Regions from separate parts of the Mus musculus genome. Here all the other regions are linked to region 2. A link is a loop called in an ENCODE intact Hi-C map of the cell type or tissue named here. Cell type or tissue: gastrocnemius. All regions are shown on one strand. Links, peaks and the distances in the headings refer to the core of each region. The heading gives the core; the rest is flanking DNA.

Region 1 (7,516 bases), core at 1,576-6,575, 180 kb before region 2:
GTGGTGGGTCCTCAGAAGCAAAACTCTGGATTTCCCTGGGTCTTCTGGTAGGAGTTGTGACTTCCTGCTGCTGGGGCAGGTGACATGGTGATGGCATGGCAAACCAGAACTAAGAGAAAAGGTCCACCGAGCAGTGATAATTCCACAACAAAAGTCATATTGAAGAAAAGGTTGGTTGTTTATTTTGAAGGAAACACAGGGGTCATAGTCAACACTACAGGCAAGAAGAAAAGTTCTGCTTTCACAGATCTGATATAGCTGTCTCCTGAGAGGCTCTGCCAGTGCCTGGCAAACACAGAAGTGGATGCTCACAGTAAGCCATTGGATGGAGCACAGGGTCCCCTGTGAAGGAGCTAGAGAAAGAACACAAGGAGCTGAAGGTGTTTGCAGCCATATAGGAGGACCAACAATATGAACTAACCAGTAACACCAGAGCTCCCTGGGACTAAAACACCAATTTAAAAAAAAAAAAAAACATGATGGAACTTGTGTCTCTAGCTGTATATATAGCATAGGATGGCCTAGTCGGTCATCAATGGGAGGAGAGGCCCTTTGTCTTGGGAAGGTTCTATGCCCCACTACAGGGGAATGCCAGGCCCAGGAAGTGGGAGTGGGTGGGTTGGGGAGCAGGGAGAAGGGGGAGGGGGATAGGGGATTTTCGGAGAGGAAACTAGGAAAGGGGATAACATTTGAAATGTAAATAAAGATAATATCTAATAAAAAAATAAACAAAGAAAGGTTCTGCTATCACAGGTCCAGTTGCAAATGTGTGTGCAGACTTGTGGCTCAGGATTGTATTCAATATAGACAGCACTGCATAATTCTCCAGTGTATTTGTAAAAAATACTTAATAAAAAGCCTTTGCCCAAAAGAGGGAGAAAAAGGAAAAAGGAGAAGGAGGAGGAGGAGGAGGTACAGAAAAGTGCTGGGACAGGAACTTGGGTCTTCTGCTTACTGTTCTTCTGCCTCTGAGAACAGGTTCAAGGCTAACCCAACCAGAATTTTGATGGTGATGATAGAACACAAGCTGTGAGATGGCCTGGTTGCCTTGACTGCAAGCAATAAAACTAGGAGGCAGTCTCCAATAAACAATGTTTCTTATAGTAGACTATGAAAAGCTTACCGCCTGTGAAGTGAAATCTCTGTGAAGCTAGCAAGCAGCTCAGCCTTACTGTGTTTTGAGATCCTAATATTCCTAGCATGAGAAATGTGCCTTCATTGTGCTGGGCTTGCTTCACGAGAGTGAAATTGATCTGACCAGTCCCTGCTCTGACGATGGGAACAAGAAACCATGCCAGTCTCAACTCACGTCATTTAGGAACACTAGACACTGAAATATAATTCAATCAGTGCTCAGCTGCATAGAGCCTCTCTGGTCTCTGAAAAGGAAAGCACTTCTCACAATAATTCCACCTGCCCTCCTTGGTCAGTCCCTCTGATGACTTCCGCCGAGTAGATTGTAGATCACAAAACAGCCTGGCTGTACCCTGGCTCTGGCTCTTGAGCTACAGCTTAGCTTGGCTTAGCTTGCTTGGCCTTTTGTTCTTTTGCACCTTCCTCGTCTTCTTTATAACTGTGGTCACACGTCTAAGTCAAAACTGATGTCATATATTAAGCATTGAGATACCACAGAAAGTAAATCCACTGCCTTGGGAAACAAAAAACAAAAAAGCAACCTGAAGGCCTCTATATTTTCCTATTCCTTTCTTCTTATCTGCTCTGGTTTATCAAGGAACTCACAGACATTGGAGGCAGGCAGAAAAAAGTTTTCTAAGACTAAATGAACAGAGTGTTTAAGAAGAGGAAGAGAACACAGTGGGCAAAGGCAGGGGCCTCAGAGGCATCTGAGGAGACAAGTGGTCTCTCCTTAACTGGTTGAACAAGAAGAGGTTCGGAAACATGAGGATAGCCTATAGAAAGGAACCAAAAGAAAGAAAATCTAAACTTTATTTTCTAGACCTCAGAAATGAAGATAACACATAGCTTATGAGGCTGCTGTGAGTGTCAGCAATGGTGAATGTCAGCATTCCGGCACACAGCATATAATTAATTAATAACCAGTAGTTATGGCAAGCCCATTTCTGTACCCATTCTGTTTCCTTTATTTGGATAAAAAAGGAGAAGAGATTATCCTTGGATTTTTCCAAAAGGTTTAACATAATTATTTATTATATTATGTGTAGGAGTGTTTTGCCCAAGTGTATGCCTGTGCATCATGTGCATGCTTGTTGCCTGAGGATGCCAGGAGAGGGCAATAGGTCCCTAGGAACTGGAGTTACAGATAACTGTGGGTGGCCACGTGGGTGCTAGGAATTGAACTTGGGTTCTCTGGAAGAGCAGTCAGTGCCCTTAACCACTGAGCTATTTCTCCAGGCTCTGTCATTGAATTTTTTTTTTAAAGCCTTTCCAGAAATGAGATGCAAAAATGCTTTACAGTCTCCTAAGGGAACTTCAAAATGCAACCTCTCCTCATATGCTTTCCTAATGCTGGCCAAGCCTCAGCAGGCCTTGACTCACAAATCATCTATTGCGGGCAGCTATCAGTTTCACGGACACACACTACCCTTGTATGAACTGCCTGTCTGGGCTAAGTTTAGACATGGGCTTAGCTTGTCTTTTGTACTGGATTGATAACTCCTCAAATAAAATGGTATCATTAGACTCAGAGTAAGAATCTGAGATTTCAGGATTGGCTCAGGTACCCGTTGACCATCTGACATTAGTTGACCAGCCATCACTAAAGCATGTATGAAATACTGAGCATGATGATGAGACTTCTTGGAACTTTTATGTTTTTTTTTTTAAACAGTCATTGTCTATGGATGCACTTTGCAAACTGTAAAACACTAAAGTAGAGATTTTACATTACATTTGATTTTGATAATTTGTTCATCAGGATTCTGTTGATTTCAGTTACGGTAAGTCCTGTGCCAGCTTGGCTACATGAAAAGCCTTCTGGGCAACATGTATCAAATAAGAGGTCAGAAGTATGCTTCTTTGTTAGCAGGTTTTCTTCTGCATTAACTGCTTTATTAAACTTGCCCCCTTTCCCAGGGTCTTGCAGCAGTCTCAGGCTTAGGGTATCAGTTTGGTAAACATCATAAAAAAATGTGTGTGTTTGCCAAAGTAACTTTGATAAATGTCTTATAATTAACTCTCCGTGGACTGAACTCCATCTGTTGGCTATGTGGCTATGAGGCTATTTGTATGTGCTAATAAGCCAGCCTGGATCCACACCATTGTTGAAGGCCAAAAGATCAAAGTCATTCCCTCTTAAACTACATCGATTGAGAATGGATGGAATGGTTTCCTAAAGGAAAAGTGAGATACTATTTCCAGAATGTGCTGGCAAGATACAAACTGTTTCCCCTACCTTGGCACCCCTGTCAACCAAAAGTTCAAGAGCTTAAAACAGAATTAAGAATGTAGCTCTGTGGTAGAATGCTTGCCAAGAATGGATGAGTCCCTGGGTTCAGTTTCCCATTATTACCAAAACAGTAAGTTTAGGGTCTGGGGAGATAGCTCTTAGTGAGTTGCCTTCTGATCAGGAGTGGAGTCATGAGTTAAATGCTCAGAAAATATGTCTAAAGCTGGCCATGGTCATGGGTATCTATAACCCAGCCATGTGAGGTAGGTGGAGATAGATAGATAGATAGATCCATGAAGGTCATTGGCCAACTAACTTAGCCGAACTATGAACTTCAGGGCCAGTGTCTCAGAAAGTAAATGTGCAATATGATGGGGGACGACATCCAATATTGATCTCAGACCTCCTTGTGTGTGTGCCCATATGTGCACAGGAATCATCTCATACTTGTGCATATACTTCTCACATATATGACCCCATGTACACATATACGAAGCTTGAAAATTTAGATACGCTATGTGTCTATTCGGCAGGGGGGACATAGTGGGACAGGGCTGCTATGTATTGGGACGATCTGTGTCCTGTGTGGCATGCCAATGACTCAACCAGAGATCTAAAAGAAGAAAAAGTGTGGTAATTTCCAAAGCAGGGATATTCATTGGGCATCTATCGGGAGTCCAACTAATGTTCAATTGCTTTGATGTTGTTGATTTCAAACTGGCTGCAAAATTTCTTATCCTGGCATTGATGAGCCAGATGAACAGAGAACTTTCTGAGACCATATTTTTAAACAAAGTCTTTTTAAAAATAAAACATGCATTCATTTGAATACCTGTTTAGCAGCGGGAGGGCCTGTCAAGGGTTCATCCAGGGACACGCAATGGAGCCAGGCAGCCGGGAGCCGGAAGGGGCAGAGCCCGCAGCCACAGGAGAACATTGTCTGCTGCCAGCTGGGCTGCTCTCTTCTCCCACAGGCCTCAGGCACCAGGTTCCCTGAATTTTAGTATCTTTTCCAGGGGGGCATCTTTGGGGGTGGCGAGTTCTCATCTGAGTCCCCTGCTGGAGCCTGAGTCTTAGCTCTGCTTTTTGTGGCAGAATCCAGGGAGAAGTTTGAGGGAAGTCTCAGAAATGGATCCTGCCTGCACTGGCTGTGAGAAGATGGTTGGGGCTGAGGAACAATGTGCATTCAAGTTCCCTAGTGCCTGTCCCCACCTTCTTAACAGGCTTCTAATTAACTTTTTCTCCTTTTTCTCCTTCCTCCACTTGCCTCCTTCCAGAACAAATGTTCCTGAGGACAGCATTTTTAACCTTACTATTAACAAAGTCTTGGTTGAGGCATAGACACAGAAAGTCAAGTAAAGTGCAATTTTTGTCTTTAAGATTTCACTGTGTCAAACCAAGAGAGACAGTGCTGGTGTCCCCCCATCATGGGCTCATCTGCTGAAGTGTTTCGAGCAAGGGACCTTCTTGGTGTTCCTAGGGACCTTCTTGGTGTTCCTAGGGACCTTCTTGGTGTTCCTAGATTTTCTGGAGAGTTTTTATTTGATTTAGATCTTCAGGATCATGAACTGGAAAAAACAAAAAACCAAAACCAAAACCAAACTAAACCAAACCAAAACAAAGCAAAACAAACAAACAAACAAACAAAAAAAAAACACAGGTGAATCTGTCAGACAGGAAAGGATGTGAGCAAATCCACACAGTGGGCTCAGACCTGTGTCCCATGTGCTAATCGATTGGTGTCCCGCACTCAGAGTTGGGTTGCTTGGCTACCACCAGATACATAAAGTTCCCAAACAGCATGTTAGAAGTGGGTAGATAGGCGGCCGTATACAGGCCTGCTAAGGATGAACGAAACCCAAAGCTTTTTAAGGAAAGAGGAGGCAGAGAGCAAATCAAAGCAGTAACTCTTCTACAAATTCCCAATGGCCATGAAATCACAGCAACTCCTTTAACACTGAGTGAGCCCAGTGGCCCTTTAAATTTTGATTCCTTTAGAATGCTGTGCAGCATAGAGACAGTCTAGTCTCTCTAAAAGGCTAAATTAGATTCTTTGTACTTTGTTCTGGAATATTGACAGATGCATAATCGGTTTTAGAAAGAGTTTCATCCCTACTGAATTAAGATAATGCTTATGTTAAAGTCGCAGAACTTCAGTGTTTGGACTACTGTGTTTCAGAGAAGGCGCACTTTCATTTGACTTTCAGTGGCTCCTGCAGATCCGTGTACTTTCCCATCTCCTGTTGCCTGTATTCCGTTCATGGTCCTTCCTCCCTCCTCCTCTCCGGACTGAGTCTGGCTCACTGAGCTCCAATGTGTCTCTTCTCTGGAACTCTGCATCTGGAGGTGAAGGGCATTGGGAACTCTGAGGCAGAGACTGGGAACTAGGGTATTGGTCTTGGCTTCCCATAAAAAACTGGAAGCTTTGAAAACGTCAGCTTGCAATCTCTCAGAAGTCTTTATTTTCTCATTGGGAAAATGACCCTTACTTATGCAGATGTTATGAAAACCAAAGACATGCGTTGATGTTAACACGCTTTGTACATTAAGCAGTAACTGTTTTCTTAACCCATGCGTGGCGTAACTGCTGTCCCATCCTTGCTTTCCTATGCACCTATCCACTCAGTGGTTTCTCTTTCTCTTTTCTTTTTCTCCCCCAGCTCTCTCTCCCTTCCTCCCTATCCATTTTTCTTCTGCTGGAAAATAAGCTATTCTGAAGGACTCAGAAGACCATATGCATAGTACAATTCTAGAGAAGGGTCACTGCTAATAGATAAAATGCTCTAAATAGGGTATCCTTTAACCTTTGTTAATACAGGGGCCCCTGATGAAGCATATGTAATTCTGCTATCTGCACATATTGGTTCTTTTCCATCTTTAATATTCAAGTTCTATCCTGCACATAAAATACTATTGACCACTAGCCTTGAATCGGTGCCTTTGCACTATTGTTGAGTCCCAGGCCCAGATGTCAGGCTCTTGTTTTGTCTTTTATTGAACAACATTAGTTACACACTTGGGAGAATATTTTTCAGCCAGAGATCTTCTGATGACGAGTGGTTTTGGGATATTCAGATTTCCAAGAAAATAAGCTAAGAACTGACAAACTTACAGTGTAGGCCTTAAGAGTATTAGTTCCTGACTTTCTTTCCCTCTCTCTTCCTCCTCCCTTTCTCTCTCTTTCCCTCTATCCTCTGCCCCTTGATTTTTCAAGACAGAGTTTCTCAGATTTGCCCTGGCTGTACTGGAATTCTCTTTGTAGACCACACTACCCTCAAACTCACAGAGATATGCCTGGCTCAGCCTCCTTGAGTGCTGGGATTAAAGATGTTCCCCATATCTCCCGGCTCAAAATCTCTTAAAACGAGGCATCTAAGCTAGACTTGAAAGTAGTGGTGAGAAAGTGACAGGGACTAGGCATAGTATGTTTCTTCTTTACTCTCTACTTCACATTCCTATAATTGCTGAAATTGCACAGCATCTGCGAAATGTAGTACAATTGCTGTTTGTTTTGTAAGCTTCACCGTCTTCATCTACACAGTGGGAACAAATTAGGTCTGATTCTTTGAGTTTTTAAGGAGGAAAGTGAGGTATCTCATGGAAGTACTGAGGCACAGAGCCTGACCCTGTTAGGCTTACAAAATGATAGTCTAAATCTACGATGGCAAGGAGCCAACCCTCTTTACTTTGTTTGTTGTTAGATAGTTCTGGTATAGAACTTTCTGTCTTGTGAGGACAGAAATACAACTTCCACCTATGAGGGCCCTGAGCCAGGAAGAGGTGTGTTCCTGTTTTCTTGGCTTCTCATTCAGTCCCCTAGTGAGGAGAGACAGCAGAGGGCCACTGTGGTCAGGGAGTGGAGGAGCCAGACAAGGCTCTGTGGTTATGCACTTATTTATTTCCTTATTTATTACTTTTGCAGCTAACATTTTTACAATCATGTTATTTTGTGGTTTCTTTGCAAAATGCATTGTGAGCCAAGTTTGCTTCAAATGTGCTCTGAGTTGGAAGGTTGCATAGGGGAGCCAGTGAGAGTGGAGGGAAGGGCCGGAGAGCAATTTCAAAACATTATATAATTGGTATTTCTGTTAATGTGCCTTTCTTTGTACTTAGGATATGCAAGGCAGATGGAGAAATGACAATGGTGGG
Region 2 (7,516 bases), core at 782-5,781:
ACTATACTCAGAGCATCAAGTCGCATGGAAGCTTTTCTCTCACGACAAACTCCCAAAAGCATGTGTTAGTGAGAGTTCGATTAAGCAGGCACATTGGAAAATAAAAAAATAAAAAGATCTCATCTCAATGTTTATATATACAAAAGGATTTCATGCCAATAAGAGTATTGATACATTAGTTCTGAACTCTCTTAAGGAATGAATTTGAAGTTGGAAGGAATGAAAAGGAAATAGAATTTAGATGGCCTTAGACGCCTTTGTGTAGCAATTTCCCCTCAATGAATCTAGGTGACCAGGGCACCAAAGACGTCTTTGTGTGGCTTGCTGGCTTTCCTTCTTATGACTGACATGTGGTGAGCACTGAGTGTAGGAGAGGTTCACTGAAATTCGTTCATTTATGTCAGCTACAGAACATTGATTTTCTTAATAAAGAGATGCAGTTCAGATATGCCATGAGGTCACAGCTGGGGAAGAAGGAGCTGCCAGGCTACCAGAGCTCATGAGGAAGACTTGGGACCATTTTCCACTTCCCAGCAGGCGAGTATTCAGAAAGGACAGCTGGTGCTAAGGTTAAAGGTATGAGACCTCATAATGTATTCTCCAAAGACAATGCTATTGGGTAGAATCATTGCCAGGAAGACCAAGGTTAGCTCATGATAGCCTTTCAGGGTCCTCTGAGGGGCAGGGACTCTCACTCCCTCCTGGGTGGCTTCTGAATCTGTGTGTACCAGGCTGGTACATTCACCCACTGAATACTAAGTATTGTGGGTAGATGTTCATATCCAGTGAGCTAACTGAGGGCAGAGACCATGCTGTAAATGTTGTATCTTCTTTACCTGTTCTTAGCTTGTCACAGCTTACTATCTGAGTAAGTCTTAGTGAAGAAAGGCCTCTATGTGGATCTCCCCCAAAGAATGGGTTCTAGTATGATTTATGGAGAGATTTGGGATCTTTACATTTCTCTGCATTGGCTAAATATAACATCAAGATTTACTTCTCGGGAGCTGTGTCTTCTCGCTTCTACTTCTGCAGATTTGAATGTTAATGATAATTGCTAGCACTTATTTTGTGTGTGGCACACTGGAACTCTCCTCAACACTTGCCTATCTTATCATCTAAGCTGCTTTTATAGATAAGGAAGCTTCGATTGGCAGAGGCAATGTAACCCTACCACAGGAAGGGAGTCAGGATATGACTGGGCCAGATTTTGATCCCTGGTCTATTTGACATATGCATCATACCCATTCTATGATGTATGAAACAGTGTATTTTTTGGGGGAAGGGTACTTTTTCAGAGACTTAATTTCAAGGAAGACACCTAGAGTCTCTTAGAACTAAAAGGGTTGCGTTTATTTAAGAGAAGTTAGGCTTTGTGGAATCTTACTCAAATATTAGGCTTCATACTTGAAGATGATGTTTTCTCTAATAGTGGTTTTTTTAAAGCCCATAGTTTTCTTAGTTTGGTTTCTGCTGCTGAAAATTTTAAAGGCCGACTTGGAGTGGGGAAGGAGGGCGTGTTTGCTTTATGTATCCCAAGTCACAGTCCATTGAAAGGGTTCGAGGTAGGATCCCAACACAGGAACCTGCAGGCAGAAACTGAAGCAGAAGCCATAGATAAGGGCTGCTGGCTCATTGAGCCTGTTTTCTTATGCACCCAGGACCACAAGCCTAGAGGAAGGTTCCCTAGAGTGAGCTGGGTCCATCCACAGCAACCATCAATGAAGAAAAGGCTTCCCAGACTTGCCTCCAGATCAGTCTGTTGGAGGCCCTTTCTCAACTGAGGTTTCCTCTTCTCAGATGACTCCAGCTATGTCAAACTGCCAAAAAAAATAACCAGGAGAATAGGCTTAGGGAACAACTGGTGGAGCTGGACTGTCAAGAATTATGGAGAGAGTAATAGACACTTCCCCCGTTTTCTGCATCCCGGTTACCATGCCAATAGGCAGTAGAGGGTAGAGAAGAGTGTAAGCTAGCTGTGATAGAGGAACGAGGAAGGGAAACTCTTGGCCCTTTTACTTTAGGGCTGAGAGGACTTTTGCGTGCCTCTAGAGCTGTTCGGTTGGCTTGGGCATCACTTCAGAGTCCCTTGGTTTCTGGGGCACTTCAGAGACCAGCAAACACAAAGAAGTCAGGGATTCTGGTTCTAGGCTGCTTCAAAGTTCAAGCTTAGGGCTGTCTCACTGTGCTCAACAACTAAGCTGGCAAGTCCTCAGGGAAGACACTAGCTTCACAGTATTACACATGCGCAGGGAATTGCTGGTGATTTTCACGAAAGCCTGGGATTGTTATCAATGGTAGGGTCCATCAGTGGAACGTTTATGACTTCTGTCTATCTATACCCAGAAGAATATTATTTGGTCATTAAGACTTGTTGACTTCTTAACTTTGCAGTATTGTGAATGAGTCTGGAGGGCATAGCTAAGGGAAACAAGACAGGCCCAGAAAGACAAATACCACAGGGATGACCTCACCCGTTTGAGAAATCAAAACAAGCTGATGTCATACGTGTAGACTGGGAAAGTGGTAATCAGACAGTGCAGAGAGGAGGCGAAGGAAGGGAGAGTCTGGCCTATGCCTAACTGGGTAAAAGGAAGACGGTCTGTCTGTCACTATAAGCACAACTGTATAACTATGGTGAGTATTGCTCTGTGTATTTCCAAACACCTTCCACAAGAGAAGAATTTAAGTGTTCTCACAATAAAAGATTATAAATGGCTGAGGTAATTTAGATATGATAAAATACCATACTGATTATTACACAAAATGTTCTTTTTTATTTTTAATTTTTATTTATTTATATTTTTCAAAATATTCTTATATCTAACGCCTATTGTGCCTAAAAATATGTATACCTATTACATGTCAAGCAAAAATACAATAACAACGTTTAGAAAAAAATGTCAGCACTGGATATTTGTCTGACATTTGTCAGTTGCTCGGGTCTGACAGATGGATGTGGGCAGGAAGCTCTGGGACCTCAACAGACGCTGACCATCAGTGGGTGTTGGTGACCATTCCTCCCAGTTCCTGAGAAGACGGTCACCTTGTCCTTGTGAAGATCAAACTGAAATATCTATGTTCCTGCATCATGGAATACAGTTGAGCCTAAGGGACAGAGTTGTCAGGAAAGGGAGAATACAATGGCCACCTGTTATTCTTATTCGGGGGTGTGGGAATCCGACTAGCCAGTCAAAGGTTTCTTTCTGTCTTCAGAGACACGTTTGTCTGCAAGGGCAGAGATGAAAGGCACTTGTTACAAACCCTTCTTCTCCCTCATGCTGGGAGAGAGACAAAATGTCCACCTACTGCCATCTGGTGGTCATAGTTTGCACTGCAGCTTGAGTTAGCCTCTTCACTTAGAAAAGGGTCCGCTATATAGAAAAGCAACAATGAATAAACATGGTTTCTGGCCTTGAGGAACAATCAGTCCAGTAGACTTAATTGGCATGCTAGCATTTAAAGTAAAATGTGCAAGGTGTTATCAAGACGTAGCATGGGGAAGAATACCTTTGAGTTGAGTCTTGAAGCATCCTTTGTCACTTTGTCACTTTGACAAAAAGGAGGAGGCTTGTTCTACATACAGAGCACACCCCTTTGCTAGGTTAGCACCCGACTTGTTGATAAGGGATATGGGAAAGAAGGGACAGGAACGAACTGAGACAAAGGTAGGATCAGACCCCAGGATCCTTGAAATGCCTAACCAAGGAGACAGGTCTGCTCTAGAGCATTAAGCCAGAATATAATGGGGTCAGAGTTTGCTGATAAAAGGCAGACCTCCATTGTCTGCACATAAGCTTTCCAAGTATTCATCAGTGGAAGTCATTATTTGAAATACATAGAAACATCATGGTTATGACTGAAGACAGAGTTTGTAGGTCAAAAGTCATTTCAACACCATGTCCCACATGATTGGTGCATGCCAACACTTTTTGACAGGCCAAATGGCTCAATAGAGCCACATTTAATAACCCCTGCTGCAGGAGAGGTTCTAACCTAATATGATCAACACCTTTGTGGTTTTAGAGCCCACTGTACTGTCCAGCCTACAGTAGGCTACTTATAAATCAGGTCTGAGATAGTAGTCCCCTGTTCTAGACCTGTTCTAAACATTTAGTTTCATGGTCATCCCAATTTTATTGGTCAGTTTCCAAACAGGACCTAGATCCCTCATCCCTAGCTTCTAGTTTTATTTTGTGAGAGAAAGGTTGGTATTAGCCATCTCTCTAGTCTCTACTAAGCATCTTTTGTCTGCCACCCCATGTATCAACCCACATTAGGTGTCTCCAACCTACTTGTCATCCCCAACCCACAGATTGCCTGATGCAGTTATGAGAAGCATCACCTCACATCTCACAGCGGCATTCGGTCTACGAACCACACTTTATACTCAAACTTCACTTTGTACTCAAGAACTTTCCGCTATATGGCTGCAGGACCCCGATTTGTGACAGAGTGCGGCTGGCTGCATGGCATTGCCTTCGGTGAGAAATTTCAGACCAATAATTGACCAAGCGTGAGTGGCCTCCTGATGGGCAAAGACGATTCCATTCCCCAATGCCATTTCTGGTGCCAACCGCAGATTCCCACCCACCAAGCAGTATTTCCTGTGATTCGCCCTCTTGTTCCTTGTCTTTACTCACGCTTTGCCCACTCTATCTGCACGGCAGGGTCAGTTTGCTCTCACTCTCCCACATAACTTCGCTGTTTCAAGGCTGTGTCCGGAACTGCCTCCTTCTCACCATCTGGCCACTATCTGCCATGCCTTCCCACCCGGCCCCCACCTTTCCTTGGAAGCCTTCACGCAAAGATGCTAACTCACTCAGTGACTTTTCCCACAGTGCTCAGTGTGTTCCCTGTGGCCGGATAACTACTTCCACAATGAATCTTCCTTAGGCTCATTGTTATTTCCCTGAGAGCTCCTAGACCCGACTTCTTTTATATGGCTGCTGCCAAGTTCAATAAACATTAAGCAAGTGAATATCACACTCTATAGCTAATGCTTTTGGGCTGTTCTAGCCTTCATTAAAGGAAATGGAAATGTACCACAGCCGCTTGCTTTTGATGACTAGAGGCAAGGCAGTGGAACAGGAGACTCTTACTCACTTCAGTCAGTGGCAGAACTCTTCATTTCATGCTCGCTTCCCCTCAGCAAACTCTAGAGCAAGAGAACCATGGTGCTCCCCCATGTCCTCAGCCACAGTGCATGACCAATTGTCTAATCAATGGATTGTCACTTATAAGGATCCATTTGAACATGGATGACATTTGGGATCTATAAAGATGCTTCAAAGTCAGGTGGTTACACATTTTTTTTTCCTTCCTGGAATCATTTCAAGTGGGAATCGGGGCTCCTCCCCTCTTGCTGCAGTTGCTCACCTCTCTCTGAAGCTCACTAAGGACAGATGAAGATGGGAATAGAGAGATGGAGAATGCTACGTCATCTCTAGATACCCTTGCCTGTCCCAGGGAAGTGCTGGGACTTAAGACCTCACTCATTCCATCTTGAAGAGTAAGTAAGGCTTGACTTGATTTTCTAGAAATATCCATTTCTGACAGTGCCTTGAATTTCTTTTTAATTGATTTGATCTCAAGTATTCCTTTCCCATTCCCTTTCCTGTTTGTTTTTAAAAGAACAAAACAAAATACTCACAAAGCCACAAACCCAAAACAAAAATGAACAAGCAAACCCCCAAAAAAGCAAAGGAAGAAAAAAAGAGTCCCAAACTTTGACCAATAACTAAAATTGCTCAGTAATTTTCAACCAGTAATAATTGAGTGCTGGTTTACATTCTTTTGATGATGCAATTCACATGGCACATATATCAGAGTGCATGATCCCCATGCTATGTGTTTTTGGAGCTTCAATAGACTGACACCATTTATAGATACAGAACACTGGAATAGTAAGAATAACCCAGCTTCGGAGACCCCAGCAAGTGAGGAGACTGAGCTGAGAGCCCAGCTACAGACTTCTAACTTCAGCAGCAGATTATGCAGTTAAGTGTCTGAGACACACTTCAGAGATACAAATCAGACCCCAACTACGCTACAACCAAAGGCTTTGGAATAGGTTATAACGTTGTCTTTGGTTACCCATGGTGGTAAGTTAATTTGGCTGTGTGTGATAGAGAAACCCATTGAACTTGAGTAATGGACGGTTTGTTCCTAGGACACATGTATATAGGAATAGGTCCTTTCATCTTTACTGGGAGCCAAATTAGCTTTACACATCAGGTCTCCCAAATGCAGGAGTAAAATCTAGCAGCAACAGCTGTCCTAAGTGCCATCTGGTGTCTGGGATGGAGGGGCTAGAGCACAGGCTCCTATTCTTTCTGTAAAACTGTTATTATTTATTATTATTATTATTATTATTATTATTATTATTATTTTGTTTTCTCTGTGCATATGATATATGTGGGAGCACATGTCTCCACGGCACACATGTGAGAGTCAGAGGACAACTTTGTGGGTTCTGTTCACTTTCTCCACCTTGTTTGGGTTTGGGGGTCAGGCTTGGGTCACCATACCCACAGAACCAGTCAGAGGCCAAGCTCTTACCCTGTGTTTCATCCTCAGCATGAGTGACTCTGTCAGTGTCTGCTTCTCTTAGGATCTATCCTTTTCTCTCTGTACCTGCGAGTGGCATCATCTACTTTGTGTTAAGTGATCTAGAGAGATGTAATTTGATTGTTATGGTTGACTTCTGTGAATCCCTAATTGTCAAGCTTTTCTTCAAGTCAAACCACAGTTGCTGAGTACCCTGTCTCGGCAATATTGGCACAGGGGCATTGTCTTTAGTAATTTCTTTTAGCAATTAATGTAGCCGTTTCTTTCATTTTTAGAAGATTTATTTTATTTTATATTAATTGTGTGTATGTATGCAGGTATGCAAGTGTGTGTGTGTGTTTATGCAAGTATGTGTGTATGCAGGTGTATGCATGCAGGTGTGTGTGTGTATATGTATGCACGTGTGTGCATGCAGGTGTATGTATGCAGTTGTGTGTATGCATGTGTGTGTATGCAAGTGTGTATATATGCATGTGTGTATGTAGCTGTATGTGTGTGTATGCAAGTGTGTATGTATGCATGTGTGCATGTAGGTGCATGTGTGTGTATGCAGGTATGTGTGCAGATATGTGAGTATGCAGGTATATGTGTGTGTGCATGTGTGTGAAGGTGTGTGTGTATGCAGGTGTGTGTGAATATGTGCAGGTGCTTATGCAGGTGTATGTGTGTGTGTGTGTGTGTGTGTGTGTGTGTGTGTGTGTGTGTGTATTCAGATGTGTGCAGGTGCCCATGAAGGCCAGAGGCATAAGCTTTCCCTGGAACTGGGGTTAACAGTTGTGAGCTGCCTACCATGTGTACTAGCAGCTGAATTCAGGGTTCTGAGAGAGCAGTGCATACTCTAACCAGAGTCATCTCTGCAGCCCCTAAACCTGACCATTACTAAGCTGACTGGAGTTCTCACCTGCAAATACAAACGGTGTACCAACCATTTCCTTAAAATGATGGGGGA
Region 3 (7,516 bases), core at 1,179-6,178, 1.3 Mb before region 2:
CAGACAAACCAGAAGAGGGCAACAGATCCCATTACAGATAGCTCTGTGCCATCATGTGGTTGCTGGAAATTGAACTCAGGACCTCTGGAAGAGCAGTCAGTGCTCTTAACTGCTGAGCCATCTCTCTCCAGCCCATTTATACCATTTTTATATCACCATCACCACCACCACCACTGTCACCATCATCCATGCAGTAGCAGCAGCAGCAGCAGCAGCAGCAGCAGCATATCTGTGTTTGCAGGCACATAGGCCACAGTGTGCCTGTAACGATCAGAGCACAGCTCTGTGGACTGGGTTCTCTCCCTTCATCTTTAAATTAATTCCTGGGATGAAACTCAGGTCGCCAGGCTCGTGTGGCAAATGCCTTCACTCACTGAGCTGTCTCACCAGCTCCTGCATCGATTTTGACTCTAATTGTTTCTCACTACTGAGCAGCTTGAACCTCATATATAATCCAGGCACTAACCCTTTGCGGAAGCTTTTTGGTTAGTGTGGTATAAAGAGGTTGGTTACACATGTACACGAGAGTGTGCACGTGCACATGTACACATGAGAAAAAGAGAGAGACAAAGACGATGTTTTCATAAGCCAGAAGAGAATCAAAGATGGTCAGACAGCCATCAGAGGCTATAAGTGAAGCTTGGAACAGACTCTCACACAACTCAGGAGAATCCACCCTGCTGGCATCTGGTCTCAGAAAGCCAGCCTCCAGGACTTGCACGAAGCCCTTCAGATTGTCTTACTTTGATACAGCAGCCTGGACAAACTTCAGAGATGGTGACATTGAGCAAGATAGCTCTTTCCAAACAGATGAGGCCATTCCATGGAGAAGCCCGGGGCTCTTGAAACCTTCAGGATACTGATCTCTGGCTTAACTGCTCAGCAAAGCTGGCCACCACATAGTGAGTGTCCTGAGAGAGTGATGTGTCATTCCACCTATGTCCTTCTCAAGGCCCCAGGATTCCTACGATCATCATTTATTGGCAATCATTTTAATGCCTTTTGGTATTTTTTTCTACATTGTTCATGTTATAGTTTTCAAACTTAACTGAAAATGTTCTGAGGGCCTGGTTCATACTCTGGAATTAAGTGATCTCTCTGATCAAAGTTCTTGCAGTGACACTTGATGTGATGTCTTCCTGTTCTTGGTTTGGTTTTCTTGACTATGTGAAATTATTATAGTCCCTAAAGAGTCTCATTTACCATCGTCAATGATTCTGACTCTGTATGTGCTTGCTACCTAACCAAACCTGCCTGCTTAGGATATAAAGACAGCAGCTTTGTATGATGTCACACAATTTATATGTCACACACTTTGCATGATGTCACGCACTTTGTATGATGTCACACACTTTGTATGATGTCACACTCTTTATGATGTCACACACTTAGAATCTCAGCCATGGGGAGGCTGAGACAAGATGACAGCAAGTTCAAGGACAGCTTGAGTATGCAGTGAGTTTGAGACAGGCCTGGGCTACATAGACTATCTTCAGGTCTCTCTTGTGTGTTAAATGTCCTAAGCAACCATTCATCTAGGGTGGTCAGTTGCCAAAGGTGGGTACTAAGGTACATCTCAAGTTTCCATCTGAGACTCCAAGCCTTTTCTGACTTGACGTACCTCTACGTAGATGCCTGCTTTCCTAGTGCCCACGGACGTACTCTCCCCTTTCAATGTAAGTGCCCCTTAACACTACACTGGTTGTATTGTGTCTCATGACCCTGGCAGGATAGAATCCCTCTTTCTCCTCTTTAGGGATTAGAGGAAGTTGGTCTTCTCTATTGGTCACGGTATTTTTGGTAAACCAAGGTTTGTGTTTTTCCTTGGAGGAATCCAAGAACTGTCAGCCACCATTCATTAAGAAGTTTAGACATGCAGCCAAGGAGATGGCTTAGTTGCTTTTCGAGGTTGGCAAAGCCAGTTCCAGTCTCCAGAAACCACAGAAATGTTGGTTTGCTTTGGCAGCTGCCTATAACCCTGTCACTTGGAAGGTGGATATTGGGGGTCCCCAAGGACCAGCTGGCTTGGTAGACTGACCAAATCAGGGAGCCCTGGATTCAAATGAGAGACCTTGCCACAATAAATGATGTGAGAAAAGACTGAGGAAGATAAACCATATGGCCTCCACTTATGTAAACATGGGTTCCCACACGTAGGTCCACACACACACACACATACACACACACACAACTTCCAACAGCAGTACCTGTTTTATTAATTATAACCAGTTACAAGTTTTGCTTTAGCTTAACACTAAATTGAATTTTACTCCAAAGATTATGAGTGTGGGAAAGCAATAGTAAAAAGTGTGTATCCTTTATGAAAGTCACAAAGCTATCATCAGAAAAACCGTCTACTGTGAAATGCAGTGTATAGACCGGGCCGCATTTTATTGTAGTACCATAATTAACAGTGAAACTGGTAACTATTGTAAAATCGTCTCCAAAGTCTGCAGTCCTTTCATAGTACTCTTTCTTTACCTTTTAACCCCTGGAGCTGGAGTTACTGACTGTTGTGAGCTGCCGCATATGGGTGCTGATAACTGAACTCAGGTCTTCTGGAAGAGTCGTGAGCTTTCTCTGCTGAGCTACCTCTGTAGACCCTGGTGATGTTGTTCCTTGTAGCCAGTAATGCAAAATGATCAAGTTGCTATAAACAAACGTGTTTTGATTTCCTACCTTCTAGGGAAGCACTGCAAAAGCGTCATTCCTTAACAATTTCACACTTGAATTTAGCCAAAAGAAGAAGCAGTGTGAATACTTAACAACTTTCAATCATCTCAACTATTAGTTTGACTATAGATACTTTTCCCTTTGCCACTTCAGAGATTAGTAAATGACCCATATGTGTGCGTGTGTGTGTCATTTTCATAAACTATGAAATATAAATATGTATAAAATGTGGCTGTCAGCATAAACTGCGCTCTTGTTCCGAGAAATAGGAACCCACACAAACTAACCCATGTAAGGAGAAAGTCCAGGGCACAGGTACCCTATTGCAACTAGGTGTAGGAGATATTGGGTATCATAGAAATGTAAGTCCAGAAGCCTCCAGATGATAGCAGGCTCCACAGAACCCAGTGTTGGAAGATCATCTTATTTTAAGAGCCTGGCTCTGGGGATCTGCCACTGACGTGGCCTGACTGCCACCCAGGGGTCAGCTTTCCCCTGTTTCTTTTTCCGGGGTCCATCTTCTTAATGCTTTCCTGAGTATGCATCTGGAAGAATGCGAGACAATTTGTTATCAATCACTACCGTGAGTGAGGCAAAGAAATTAAAATAAGAAGCCTAGGTCCTAAGCATTGACTGAACTGTAAATTCTACAAAGGGTTAGGTGTGGCGTATGACACTCAGCTGTGTGACCCTAGGCAGGCCCTATTCATTTCATCATTACTAAATCAGAACACACCCCTGTACCTTCCTGGGGTTGGGGTTAGGTAGAGCCTGGTCTCTACACTTGCCCAGACACTAGATGGCAGCAGACTGTCTCCTTCAGTCACCTCACAGGTCAGAAGAGTCACTTAATGAGAGAGTTCTTGCCACTCTGCCACTTTCAGCTCCTTAACAGCTCTGCTTGTGTGGACTCACCCGGTCTACAGGCCTGCTGCTGTGGCTTAGGTATAGAGTCAAGCTCCCAAGCCCTCCAAAAGCAATTGTTTTAAAATGCTTGTCCTCAGGTGGTAGCACTATTCTAGAAGGTTCTGGAAACTTTAGAAGGTGAGACCTATATGGAGGAGATAGGTCACTCAGCACATGCCCTTGAGACAGTGTCATCTTCTTTCTCTCTCTTTGCTTCCTGTCTGTCATGATATTCTGTCTCATCACAAGTTGAGTTAGCAGAGCCAAGGACAATGGACAGGAACACCTGAAGTTGTGACCTTAAAGACATCAAAACTGTGAGCTTAAAGACTTCAACCCTTCTTTGCTGAGACGGGAGTTCTGACAAACAAAACCTGTGCTACCTCTACTCTAGCTAGAGTCATCTGGGAAGTAGGACCCTCAGCTGAGAGAATGCTGCCACAGACTGGCCTGTTGACAGTTTCTGGGGGGCAGTTTCCTGATTTACAATTGATGTGGGAGGGTCCTGAGCAGATGGACCAGGATTGGATCGGAAGCTGAGCAAGCCACAGTGCACAAGCAAGCAGCGATCCTCCATGGTCTCTGCTTCAGTTCCTGGCACCAGGTTCCTGCCTTGAGTTCCTGCCCCGACTTCCTTCTGTGGTGGACTGTGGTTAGGAAATGTAAGCCCAATAAACCCTTTCTTCCCCAAATTGCATTTGGTCTGTGTTTTATTATAGCAAAAGAAAGTGAACGGAAGCCAAAGCTAATACACCTTCCTCAATACACACTTCAACCTGCGGTCCTAGTAAACCTTTCCCTCAAAAACTTCCATGATGCAGAGAGTCTTAAACACATCCTAGTGTTTGAGACACCTTTGTGTGTGTGTGTGTGTGTGTGTGTGTGTGTGTCTGTCTGTCTGTGTGTGTGTCTGTGTCTGTGTGTGTCTGTGTGTGAAAATGCATTCACTCCATGATTTTGTAATAAAATTCTCTCTCCCCTTTGCTGTGGGCTATACTCTTAATAACTCCGTTTAGAGATGTTTCCCTTTTACTTATTATTAATCATCGGCTGACTGCAGTAGCTCAGTCTTTGATCTCCCTTTTGTCGGAACGCCACCCTCCCCGTCTGCTCCTCCGTCTCCCTCATAAATAGGAATGGTACAAAAACAGACTCTCGGGAGCAAAAGGAGCCTGAGGCCAGCTTCCCTCAGGCCCGTGAATTGTCATTCCTGAAGCTGTCTAGTCCGTAAGTTCTTCTGCCAGGTTTCTATGGGAGCTGAGGGATCGGTTTCCCCCTTTTCAAAGAGCAGGGTGAGTTGAGGCCTCGAGCTGGCAAGTCCTTTAAAGTCATTTTCAAAGGAAACCCGAGCTGCAAGGCCTTGCGGTTGGCAGAAGGTGGCGTGACTTTCTGAAGCTCTCTTGGGACTTCGGGTGGGCAACTCCCCTAGCTTCTCAACACGTGCCCAGAGACGGCAGCAACACCACTGCCAGGAGCTGACCAGTAAGTAGGCACGTGTTCCCTCCCCACTGCCACCCAGGAACAGGAAGGGGACGCAGGCTTTCTCTTCTGGGCCCATTACCAGAACCACACTTGTCTCCCCAGTTCTCAGATCCTGTCAATCATACTTGGTCCTTGGGGTTTTCTGAGGTAAAATATCCACGGGTGCCAAAGCAGGCCAGCGTGAACTTACATCTGAATCACGGATGCATAAATGGTCTCGTTAATCCAGTCTACTCTTGGATGGGCTGGGACAGAGACCCACAGCAAAAATAGCGACCTGACGCACACAGGAGGAGGTGGCTGAGTTCTGACACTGGGGTAGAGGCTTGCTTGGCCTCTGGCCAATCATAAAGCTTTCAAGTCTGTGAATGTCTGTCGGTCACCCAGGAGGCTCTGAATGCGTGGATGCCGAGAGATGTGTGTGGCTTCAGCCGGATGCCTTTGACCTGCCAGGCGTAGCCAAGTAAAGAAAATATGTTTCTAAAGCCAGAGCCAGGATGGGACTTCTTACTTTAGAAAAGAATAATCCCAGAGGTGGGAGAGGCTATGACTCGTTAGAGGTTGGAGAGACTATGACGTTTGTGTCTAAAGAACAAGGACTGCAGTTATTAAGAGTGAGGCTTGGAGCTGGGTCAGATACCCTACTTGACCTCCAGGCCTAGTGTCTGGGCTCTGTAGCTGATCCTGGTGTTCAGGATCAAAATAGGCAGGAAGCTACCTGGACAAGCCCCAGTCTGGCTCTCAGGCCAAGCTCCTCTCTCATACCTCACTGGCCAGCGGGCCCCACTCCCACGCCCCTAGAACATTTCCCACCGAAGCAAAGACCACTCTGATCTCTCTCCATGCAAAGACAGATCCTCAGAAAGAGCCAGCTCGACTTTTCAATGTTTTATTCTTATGTTTTGTACAGCTCTATTTTACAACGCACTAATGCAGTTTAGACACAGCCAAACCCTGTCTCCGGAGTAATTATAACGACAAGCATGACGCAGAATGTGGGAGGAGTCAAACATTCCCAAAGAGAGTTTAGTTAGTGACAACTTCAAGTCCCTGTGTCTGCCTACACTTCAAAAAGGGATGGCGCACACCCGTCCATCATTGAAAACTTCCGTGTAAAAAGGCACCGTGAGGACACATTACAGGTATGTACAAACTGAAAACTGGAACAAAAGTATACATTTCTCCTTCTGCAGCTTTTTTTTTTGTTCTTTTTGTTTTTAATACACACTTTGTAAATTTGTAAACCTTCACTTGCAAAAAAATACAAATACACGGAGGCATTTTAGACAAAATATTTTCTTACTTATACAGACGCAATACTTAAAATAGTCTCTTAAGTGCTCTTTCTCAATAAAGATTCTCAGATCCGTGTCTGCCTGCAGATACAAAATCGAGCCTTTAACACAGTTTTATATTTTCAATATATCTTTTTAGGTTTATATATTTATATTATATATATATATATTTATATATTTACAACTCTGCCATATATTCCTTCACCTTTGGTTAAAAAAATTAAAGCCTTCTCTTTGACAGCATACTGAAGTCTTGTCTTTTAAAACAATACACATTTACATACAAAAGAGACCTCTGTTCCCACACATCATTTACATTCCTCGGTTGCAACCTGTCAAGTCAGAACTTCTGCATTCTCCCCTACTTTGATATAGAAAATGAATTTGCTTTTTGCTGACAGGGTTTGCCTTACACATAGGAGAAGAAGCAATAGTATTTTCTTAATGTTTTATGGCAGTGTGGGAAGGGGAGCTGCCTTGGCTCCCGGTCCCGCAAACCCCACCCCCACCCCCACCCCAACTATGATTTGCACTAGTGGATGAGAGAGGCACTACATCATGGGATGACCTTTGTATAAAGTGTTACAGCATCCTTTGGGTAGATTCTGAGAAGGGGCTGGAGAGGAAAGGGCGAGGAACACTCCATGCTTCATTCAGCAGGCTTTGGGGAGCTCCGGAGGCAGGTCAGCGGCCGACACGCGGTATTGCACCTTGGTGTTGGTGATGGCGCCGTGCTTCTGGCGCAAATGAAGTCGCAGTTGGCTTTTGTGACGAAAGTGCAGGTTACACTTCTCACACTGAAGAGACAGCAGAAGCCAAGTGTTAGCTGTCATCCACTCGAGAAACGAGTCAGTGCTCAAAAGCCCAGAAGAGAGGCAACTCCGTGAGGGTTGGGTGCAGGCACCTCCTCCCTCTCAAAGGGCAGATTTAGAATCCATACAAATCTTGGCTTCCACTGGAGGTTAGGTATACACTGTGCAAATGCCCCAGCCTCCCCTTCAGCTCACGGGTCCCTCGGACTTAAGATGTCCTTCCCTGACTTAAATGCATGATTACAAGTCTTATCCAAAAGATAAGTTCAGATGCATAGACTGCCCCCATTAGAAACATTTCTGAATCTAAGATGAAATAATCCATCTCTTTCTAGCTCTCAGAGTTTC

Evidence for each region. Peaks named below come from ENCODE experiments on the same cell type or tissue, not always from the same donor. Only the 100,000 strongest peaks of a DNase experiment are listed, where the experiment ranks them.
Region 1: it touches region 2 in a loop (4-fold over the local background); 10 of 42 quality-filtered maps call a loop at or near these places.
Region 3: it touches region 2 in a loop (3-fold over the local background); 11 of 42 quality-filtered maps call a loop at or near these places.

Annotation. Positions count from the first base shown.
Region 1 is chr16:25,076,743-25,084,258 of GRCm38, forward strand. It overlaps the pseudogene Gm52256. Among named protein-coding and RNA genes, the nearest start is that of Gm41435, 8.8 kb to the right of the region's middle. In gastrocnemius, for the core only: a CTCF peak has its summit at 2,246 (motif pointing right); a DNase peak (open chromatin) is centred at 4,285; H3K27ac peaks cover 3,653 bases.
Region 2 is chr16:25,260,645-25,268,160 of GRCm38, forward strand. No RefSeq gene overlaps it. Among named protein-coding and RNA genes, the nearest start is that of Tprg, 22 kb to the right of the region's middle. In gastrocnemius, for the core only: no CTCF peak of the experiment used is centred there; DNase peaks (open chromatin) are centred at 3,312 and 4,596; H3K27ac peaks cover 2,988 bases.
Region 3 is chr16:23,959,116-23,966,631 of GRCm38, forward strand. Bcl6 (B cell leukemia/lymphoma 6) reads right to left here. Exons shown (of 10, transcript NM_009744.4): 10 at 5,935-7,153. The coding sequence ends at 7,010. Among named protein-coding and RNA genes, the nearest start is that of Gm31527, 25 kb to the right of the region's middle. In gastrocnemius, for the core only: a CTCF peak has its summit at 3,466 (motif pointing right); DNase peaks (open chromatin) are centred at 5,005 and 5,360; H3K4me3 peaks cover 677 bases; H3K27ac peaks cover 2,844 bases.